Linked DNA regions of Homo sapiens: all the other regions are linked to region 1. Evidence: read pairs that join two places in POLR2A ChIA-PET (ENCODE). Cell type or tissue: HCT116. All regions are shown on one strand.

Evidence for each region. Peaks named below come from ENCODE experiments on the same cell type or tissue, not always from the same donor. Only the 100,000 strongest peaks of a DNase experiment are listed, where the experiment ranks them.
Region 2: POLR2A ChIA-PET joins it to region 1 with 6 read pairs; 5 of 35 experiments call an interaction of 5 or more read pairs at or near these places.
Region 3: POLR2A ChIA-PET joins it to region 1 with 6 read pairs; 1 of 35 experiments calls an interaction of 5 or more read pairs at or near these places.

What each region holds. Positions count from the first base shown.
Region 1 is chr7:129,968,770-129,971,269 of GRCh38, forward strand. All of the region lies in intron 1 of UBE2H-DT (UBE2H divergent transcript), which reads left to right. Among named protein-coding and RNA genes, the nearest start is that of UBE2H-DT, 17 kb to the left of the region's middle. RefSeq lists enhancers at 1-243, 244-885. In HCT116, no CTCF peak of the experiment used is centred here; a DNase peak (open chromatin) is centred at 1,232; H3K4me3 peaks cover 603 bases; H3K27ac peaks cover 1,745 bases.
Region 2 is chr7:129,885,971-129,888,470 of GRCh38, forward strand. All of the region lies in intron 1 of UBE2H (ubiquitin conjugating enzyme E2 H), which reads right to left. Among named protein-coding and RNA genes, the nearest start is that of UBE2H, 66 kb to the right of the region's middle. In HCT116, no CTCF peak of the experiment used is centred here; no DNase peak of the experiment used is centred here; H3K27ac peaks cover 2,459 bases.
Region 3 is chr7:128,522,351-128,524,850 of GRCh38, forward strand. No RefSeq gene overlaps it. Among named protein-coding and RNA genes, the nearest start is that of METTL2B, 47 kb to the left of the region's middle. In HCT116, no CTCF peak of the experiment used is centred here; a DNase peak (open chromatin) is centred at 1,101.

The DNA of each region.
Region 1 (2,500 bases):
TCCAGGCACAGCTGTCACTGCCATGGCTTCTTTCCTCACACAGCCACTGCCTCAACCTCCCCTAGGAGTGAGGGCCAAGGTGCAGCAGCTCCAGCACCAAACTGGACTCCAGGACCTTCTGGCTCCCCAGTAGCTGCTGAGAGGGGCCCAGTAACACAACCTGCACATGAAGGGGAGTTAACACCGTGGGGTGGACTTTTATGGAAAAGAGAGAGGAGGCCGGAAGGAGCCCGCAGTGGCTCATTCTGCTGCTGCTTTGTCCCCATGTGATTCTTCTAACGCTTGGAGGCCCCCGAATGAATGAAAACACAACGACCTGTCATCCATAATGAGAACACGTTCCTTCCTCAGCTGCCTAGCTTCCCCTCTTCCTCACTCTTGCTGCCCTGGGCTTGCAGCCCACCCCAGTGAAACATTAACCCTTGGGCTTTGCCTCTAGCTCTGTTTTCTAGGAAGCCACGTTAGGACAGGCAAATTATGCATTTACTTGAGGGTAGGAGCTTTACAAACCCTCCTGCTTTTCTACCTTGCACTCTTAAGTAGAAACTTCTCTCCTCTCTGGGAGGGAATGGTACTAGAAAGATAACTCTAACCCTTCTCCCAACCTCCAGTACTCCATGGGGTGACCATCAGCCCTTGGCAGGAAAACAGGGGGTGACTGTCCTGCACGTAGCCAGTAGTGTTGTCTAAGACTGGAGTCGGGGGAGAGTAAGTTGAATTCTGTGAGGAAAAGATAGAAAGCCCATTTTGATGTAGATACCAACCAATTTTTTTTTTTTCCAGATGGAGTCTTGCTCTTGGAGTGCGGTGGCGCGATCTCGGCTCACTGCAACCTCTGCCTCCCGGGTTCAAGTCATTCTCCTGCCTAGACTCTCGAGTAGTTGGGATTACAGGGGCGCGCCACTACGCCCAGCTAATTTTTGTATTTTTAGTAGAGACGGGGTTTCTCCATGTTGGTCAGGCTGGTCTTGAACTCCTGACCTCAGGTGATCTGCCCGCCTTGGCCTCCCAAAGTGCTGGGGTTACAGATGTGAGCCACCGTGCTCCGCCATTACCTGTATCTTCTTGCCTCAGAAGGAACGTTTGTGCAGACACTGCCTTTCCTGAAGTCAGTGTTTGACTTTCTGGTCCCCTGAGGCTATTTTCCTTCTCTCCCCACCCCCATCCCTAAACAGATATTCCTTGTTTTCTTGCAGAAGGCCCCACCCAGGCCTCACCTTCCCCTCCTCCACTCCATGGTGGCTTTTAGTGCTTGTGTGATTCACACGTGTCCATGTGCCTTTGCTTGCGGCTCTGTTCACCTTCCTGATGCCTGAATTTCAAGCTCCTGAAAAGGAAACTTTCTGGTATTCACTGGCATTGAATAAAGACAGGAAATAAGTGTCTCAGCACAGAAGAATTTCAGTGTATGCTACATTATCTAAGCTACCTCCTTGCCTGGGATTTTCAAGCAGTGCACAAAGAAGGGGTAAACCTCCCACATTCTTTATCTGAGACCTTCTGAAACACACTCAGGGTCTCAGAACCACTGGCCTGGCCTCTTGGTTACTCACAAGGCTGGTCCCAGCCACCAGCGATGACCAGTTAGCTTCCCTGCTTCCATCCAGCCAAGACCTAGCCAGGACTTGTCTGTCATGCCTGGTATTTTCTCTTGTTAAACTCCTGACTTCTGGGTTACCCTCAATTCCTTTTTTTTTTTTTTTTTTGAGACGGAGTCTCACTCTGCTGCCCAGGCTGGAGTGGAGTGCAGTGCCGAGATCTCGGCTCACTGCAAGCTCCACCTCCCGGATTCACACCAATCTCCTGCCTCAGCCTCCCCAGTAGCTGGGACTACAGGCACCTGCCACCATGCCTAGCTAATTTTTGTATTTTTAGTAGAGATGGGGTTTCACTGTATTAGCCAGGATGGTCTTGATCTCCTGACCTCATGATCTACCCGCCTCGGCCTCTCAAAGTGCTGGGATTACAGGTGTGAGCCACCGTGCCCGGCCAGGGTTACCCTCAATTCTCAAATCTCTCTCCCCAACCCTGAAGGGGAGGAAAAGGGGTGCAGTAGCTTTTGGAAATGCTTGTCTTTAGGGTAGGGAAGGTGTGAGACAGTCCCTGGAGTCTGCTCTGCAGTGAGTTCCCAGTCTCAGTTTCCCTCCCACACTGGCAACTGGGCTCAGAGCTGCGGGCTTCCTCCAGAGGCCAGTGGAATGGAAGGCTTCCTGCCCGGATACTGTGGAGTGTGAAGTTCACCTGCATGTGGGCCACTCCCTCGGAGGGCAGCCAAGGCTGGGGAGGTGGCCTGGTTTGGGAGGAAACTCTCAGAGAGGTGCCAGGATGCTTCTCCACACTTATAAATCCAACTGCTCACCCCTACCTTACAAGCTATTAGTTCCTCAAAAGGAAACAGAATAAGATTGGCAGGAAAACTGAGGGAACATTTAGAATTCAAATAGAATAACCACAGTGGCTTGTAGACCTGAAATTATTTTTCACTTTTAATATCCTTCCT
Region 2 (2,500 bases), 83 kb before region 1:
ACTAAGAAGGCAGGTTAAAATGACAAAAATAATGATCGATTTCTGGATGTGCTGGTCAGGCTGGGAGACTGGTGGGACTCACTAGAAGATTCCTCATTACTTTCTCTGTTTCACAGCTTAAAAATATAAAATATCCTTCAGACATTGTTCTGGTAAAAACTCATTAAATAAACCCATAAATCACATTTTATACTCATCTTTTTTGATCTTATTCACAAATACTGCTTTATACCCACTTAGCATTTCACTATTAAGGGGTATCACCATTTTGTGTAGAATAATGATTAACATTCCCAAGAACCCAAGTCCATTTCACTTTTTAAAGTGCCAGCCACCTACCACATTATTTTCCTGGAATGCCATTATGATTACACAATCTAATATTTAAAGGCAAATGCCAAACTGTCAAGAGATAAATGACATTCTTGGCAAAATGTGTCTGTCAGAGTTTTACAAGTGATTTTTATACAGTTCTGAAATTTTCCAGAAAGGAAGCCAAAGGCAATGTCTGGGCCTTAAGGACTGACAATAACAGGTCAAGGACCAAGGATTCAGGGACCACTGAGTCCTAAATTTACTGATAACAAGTTCATAAAATAAAAGAGTGCCCTCCCTGAGCTGTGTGGAAGGGAATGAGGTCCTGGCATAAAGAACGCGCTTCTGTGCAGAGGGCAGAAGCAAGTCGTGTGGATTTCTGTGTTCAGACCCACCTGCTTCCTACTCTCCTGGAGATGAGTCACACTAGGAAAGCTGAAGAAACTTGGCAATTTTCACTACCTGGTTTTTTGTTTTTTGGTAAAAAAAAAAAAAAAAAAAAAAAAAAGATATGTCTGTTAATCCATTAATATGTAAGTATCACAAAAATAGTGCTTTGGGGGGGATATGTTTACAAGGAATCCTTCTCTTTTAGAGACATAAATGGAAATATTTACTAATAAAAATGTTTCTAGGATTTGCTAGTAAATAACCCAGTGTGGGTAGAAGAGGTGTAGAAGAAACAGTAGAGGGCCAGCAACGTTAATGATTGAATCCTATGTTAATGATCGAGTCCCAGCGGCACATGATTTGTTACACTGTTCTCACTATTTTTGTTTTACATTTAAGTTTTCCATAATACAGTAAAAGTTCTTTAAAACCTAATAACATAGTTATCATCAAAAGTTTAGCTTTGTAGAGGCATAAAGCTTAGCTACTAGAGCTAAGAACAAGAACTAGAACTAGAATTTAGCTACTAGAGCTCTCTTGAACTTTTTTTTTTTTTTTTTTTTTGAGATGGAGTCTTGCTCTGCCACCCAGGCTGGAGTGCAGTCGCACGATCTCAGCTCACCACAACCTCGGCCTCCCAGGTTCAAGCGATTCTCCTGCCTCAGTCTCCCGAGTAGCTGGGATTACAGGTGCACACCACCACACCCGGCTAATTTTTGTATTTTTAGTAGAGACGGGGTTTCACCATGTTGGTCAAGCTGGTCTTGAATTCCTGACCTTGTGATCCACCTGCCTCAGCCTCCCAAAGTGTTGGGATTATGGGAGTGAGCCACCACGCCCAGCTAAAGGTGATACTATTAATGAGGCCCATGCCTGGCCTCTCTTGAACATTTATGAAACAATGTTAAGTTTTCCTGAGGTGCGACAGTTTGAAGAAGACAAAAAATAGCAAGTGATCCAGTATTTAAGAAAGCAAAGACTGGCTGGGTGAGGTGGCTCACACCTCCTGAGGTCGGGAGTTTGAGACCAGCCTGACCAGCATGGAGAAACCCCGTCCCTACTAAAAATACGAAATTAGCCAGGCGTTGTGGCACATGCCTGTAATCCCAGCTACTCGGGAGGCGGAGATTACGGTGAGCCAAAGTTACGGTGAGCTGAGATCACACCATTGCACTCCAGCCTGGGCAACAAGAATGAAACTCCGTCTCAAAAAACAAAACAAAACAAAAGCAAAAACAAAAAAACCAAAGACTTTACATTGAAAGAGAAGCATACTCTGCTAACATTCTGAAGGAAACAAGTTCAAGTGGTTTCATAAGGATGTCTATGAAAAATACAATCACATGGAAGGAAGACAAGCATGTGTCTGTATATCCATGACAAACAGCCTCTAGGCAACATGCTAACCAAAGCTCTTAAACTACAAGGAAAAATGGTCATGTCCAACAGAAAGGCTCCTGATTGAAATAAGAAGCTGAAAAAATTTTTAAGGGTTTTTAATGTTCTTCAAATGAAGAGGGGGAAGCCTTTTATTCAAAAGAGAAATTGAATGGCAGAAATAAAAGCTATTCAGAAAATGAGCATTATCTTGGGAAAGGTTTGCTAAGTAAAGAAAAAAAGAAAAGTGGCATTGAGAAAAGACAATGGGAAGTGGGCTGCTATCAGTGATGAAATCCATATGTATAAAGATTTAGGGACCATTGCAGTGGCTCACAACTGTTATCCTAGCACTTCAGGAGGCTGAGGTGGGAGGATTGTTTTGAGCCCAGGAGTTTGAGACCAGCCTGGGCAACAT
Region 3 (2,500 bases), 1.4 Mb before region 1:
GCATGAAGTGAAACAGCACATCAATGTGATGAACACGGTTAACACTGAAGAAACCTGTACGTGCGAGCAAATATAGCGTGAAAGGGTTCAGGGATTTCTTTCTTTCTTTCTTTTTTTTTTTTTTGAGACTGAGTCTCACTCTATTGCCCAGGCTGGAGTGCAGTGGCATGATCTCCGCTCACTGCAACCTCCCACCTCCCAGGTTCAAGCGATTTTTCTGCCTCAGCCTCCCAAGTAGCTGGGACTATTGGCACGTGCCATGATGCCCGGCTAATTTTTGTATTTTTAGTAGAGTCAGGGTTTCACCATATTGGCCAGGCTGGTCTCAAACTCCTGACCTCATGATCTGCCCACCTCGGCCTCCCAAAGTGCTGGGATTACAGGCAGGAGCCACTGTGCCCGGCCGTCCTGTTTTTTGGTGTGTGTGTGTGTGTGTGTGTGTGTGTGTGTGCACGCGCGCGTTTGAGAGGGAGTCTCCCACTGTGGTCCATGCTGGAGTACAGCAGTGCGATCTCGGCTCACTGCGACCTCTGCCTCCCAGGTTCAAGCAATTCTCCTGCCTCAGCCTCCTGAGTAGCTGGGATTATAGGCATGTGCCACCACGCCTGGCTAATTTTTTGTATTATTAGTAGAGACAGGGTTTCACTCTGTTGGCCAGGCTGGTCTTGAACTCCAGGCCTCAAGTGATCCACCTGCCTCAGCCTCCCAAAGTCCTGGTATTACAGCCGTGAGCCACCATGCCTGGCCAATAGTTTATTTTTATTTTTAAAGGGACAGGGTCTCCCTCTTTCACCCAGGCCGTAACCCTGAACTGCGAGGCTCAAACGATCCTTCTGCCTTAGCCTCCCAACTCCCAAGTAGCTAGGACTACAGGTGCACACCACCATGCCTGGCTAATTTTTAAATTTTCGGTAGAGATGGTATCCTGGTATGTTGCCCAAGCTGGTCTCAAACTTCTGGCCTCAAGTGATCCTTCTGCCTCAGCCTCCCAAAAGTGCTGGGATTACAAGCATTGTGCCACAGTGCTCGGCCAACAATAGATTTATAATATCACTGAGGGCAGGGATTGTGAGTCATCATCAGCTCCCCAGTGACTGGCAGCATGCCAGGAATGGGGGAGGTGAGAGAAGGAAGGAAGGGAGGCTTTTCGGCCTGACAGTTCAGCCAAGTGCAGGCACTGTCATGTTCATGGCCACCAGGCACCTGCCAACGACCAGGCTCTGTGCTGCCCACTTTACACAGATGGTCTCACTTGGCCTTGATGACAACCTGTGGAAGTTGGTATTATTTACTCCAAGAGGAAACTAAAGGCAGAGAGTTTAAATAACTTGCCAAAAGTCACATGGCAGAATCAGGATTTGAGCTCAGATATGTTAAACTGAAGCTTGTGCTCTTGACTGCCTGGCTGTGCAGTCTTCCAGAAGAGCACGGCATGGACTTCTGGAATTCTTGCAGCCACTCGACTCAAAAGCAGTTAGCATAGTGCTGAGCACAGGTAATAGGGCATTTGACAAATGCCAGTGACTGTAGACCGAATGATTGACAGTCTGAAAGAATGAATGAGTGAAGTGACTTCCTGTCTTGTGAGGTCTTTCTCTTCAAATGGAAGATTTCCCCATAGCCTTTGAATGCTCAATCTAATTAAGGCAAAAAGACATCAGAGAATTGCAGGGCCTTTCCTTTATTAACTGTCAAGTCCAATCTGGAGGCTGTTTACGTGCCAAGGTCAGAGATCAGTCTTTAGCTGCTCTCCTCTCATTCATCTGGCCAACCTCAGAACATAAAGTTTATTGATGCAAAACTGATTGGCAGGCTGGGCTAACGAGCTGGCGGGAACAGGGAGTATCAGAAAGAGTTCTAAGCCAGCGTCGGCTCAGCCCAGCTCCTTTGCTGTCCTAACTTCCCTGTGCTCTAGGTTGCAGGGTCGCACCTTTCAGAAGTGAACCCCAGAAGAGTAGCAAATGCTGCCTGGCCTTTTGGCAGTTCTTATGGAGCCCAATCAAGAGCTGGAGGGGAAGCAGTCCTTTTTCCTGGTTTTGTCTATTAATGTGGAAAGAGCGAGGCATGGAAGATTAGGTAGTATAGTCTTTTTTTTTTTTTTTTTAAGACAGAGTCTCGCTCTGTCACCCAGGCTGGAGTGCAGAGTGCAGTGGTGTGATTTCGGCTCACTGCAAGTTCTGCCTCCCGGGTTCGTGCCATTCTCCTGCCTCAGCCTCCCAAGTAGCTGGGACTACAGGCACCCCCCCACCATGTCCGGCTAATTTTTTGTGTTTTTAGTAGAGACAGGGTTTCACTGTGTTAGCCAGGATGGTCTTGATCTCCTGACCTCGTGATCCGCCCGCCTCAGCCTCCCAAAGTGCTGGGATTACCGGCTTGAGCCACCTCGCCCAGCAGTATAGTCTTAAGACTTCACAAATCAAAGCAATTCCCATGTAAGCCTCGTCAGGCCTGGGGGTTGTGAAGAGGAAGGTAACTGTTATGCCTACAGTTTGCAGCCAAC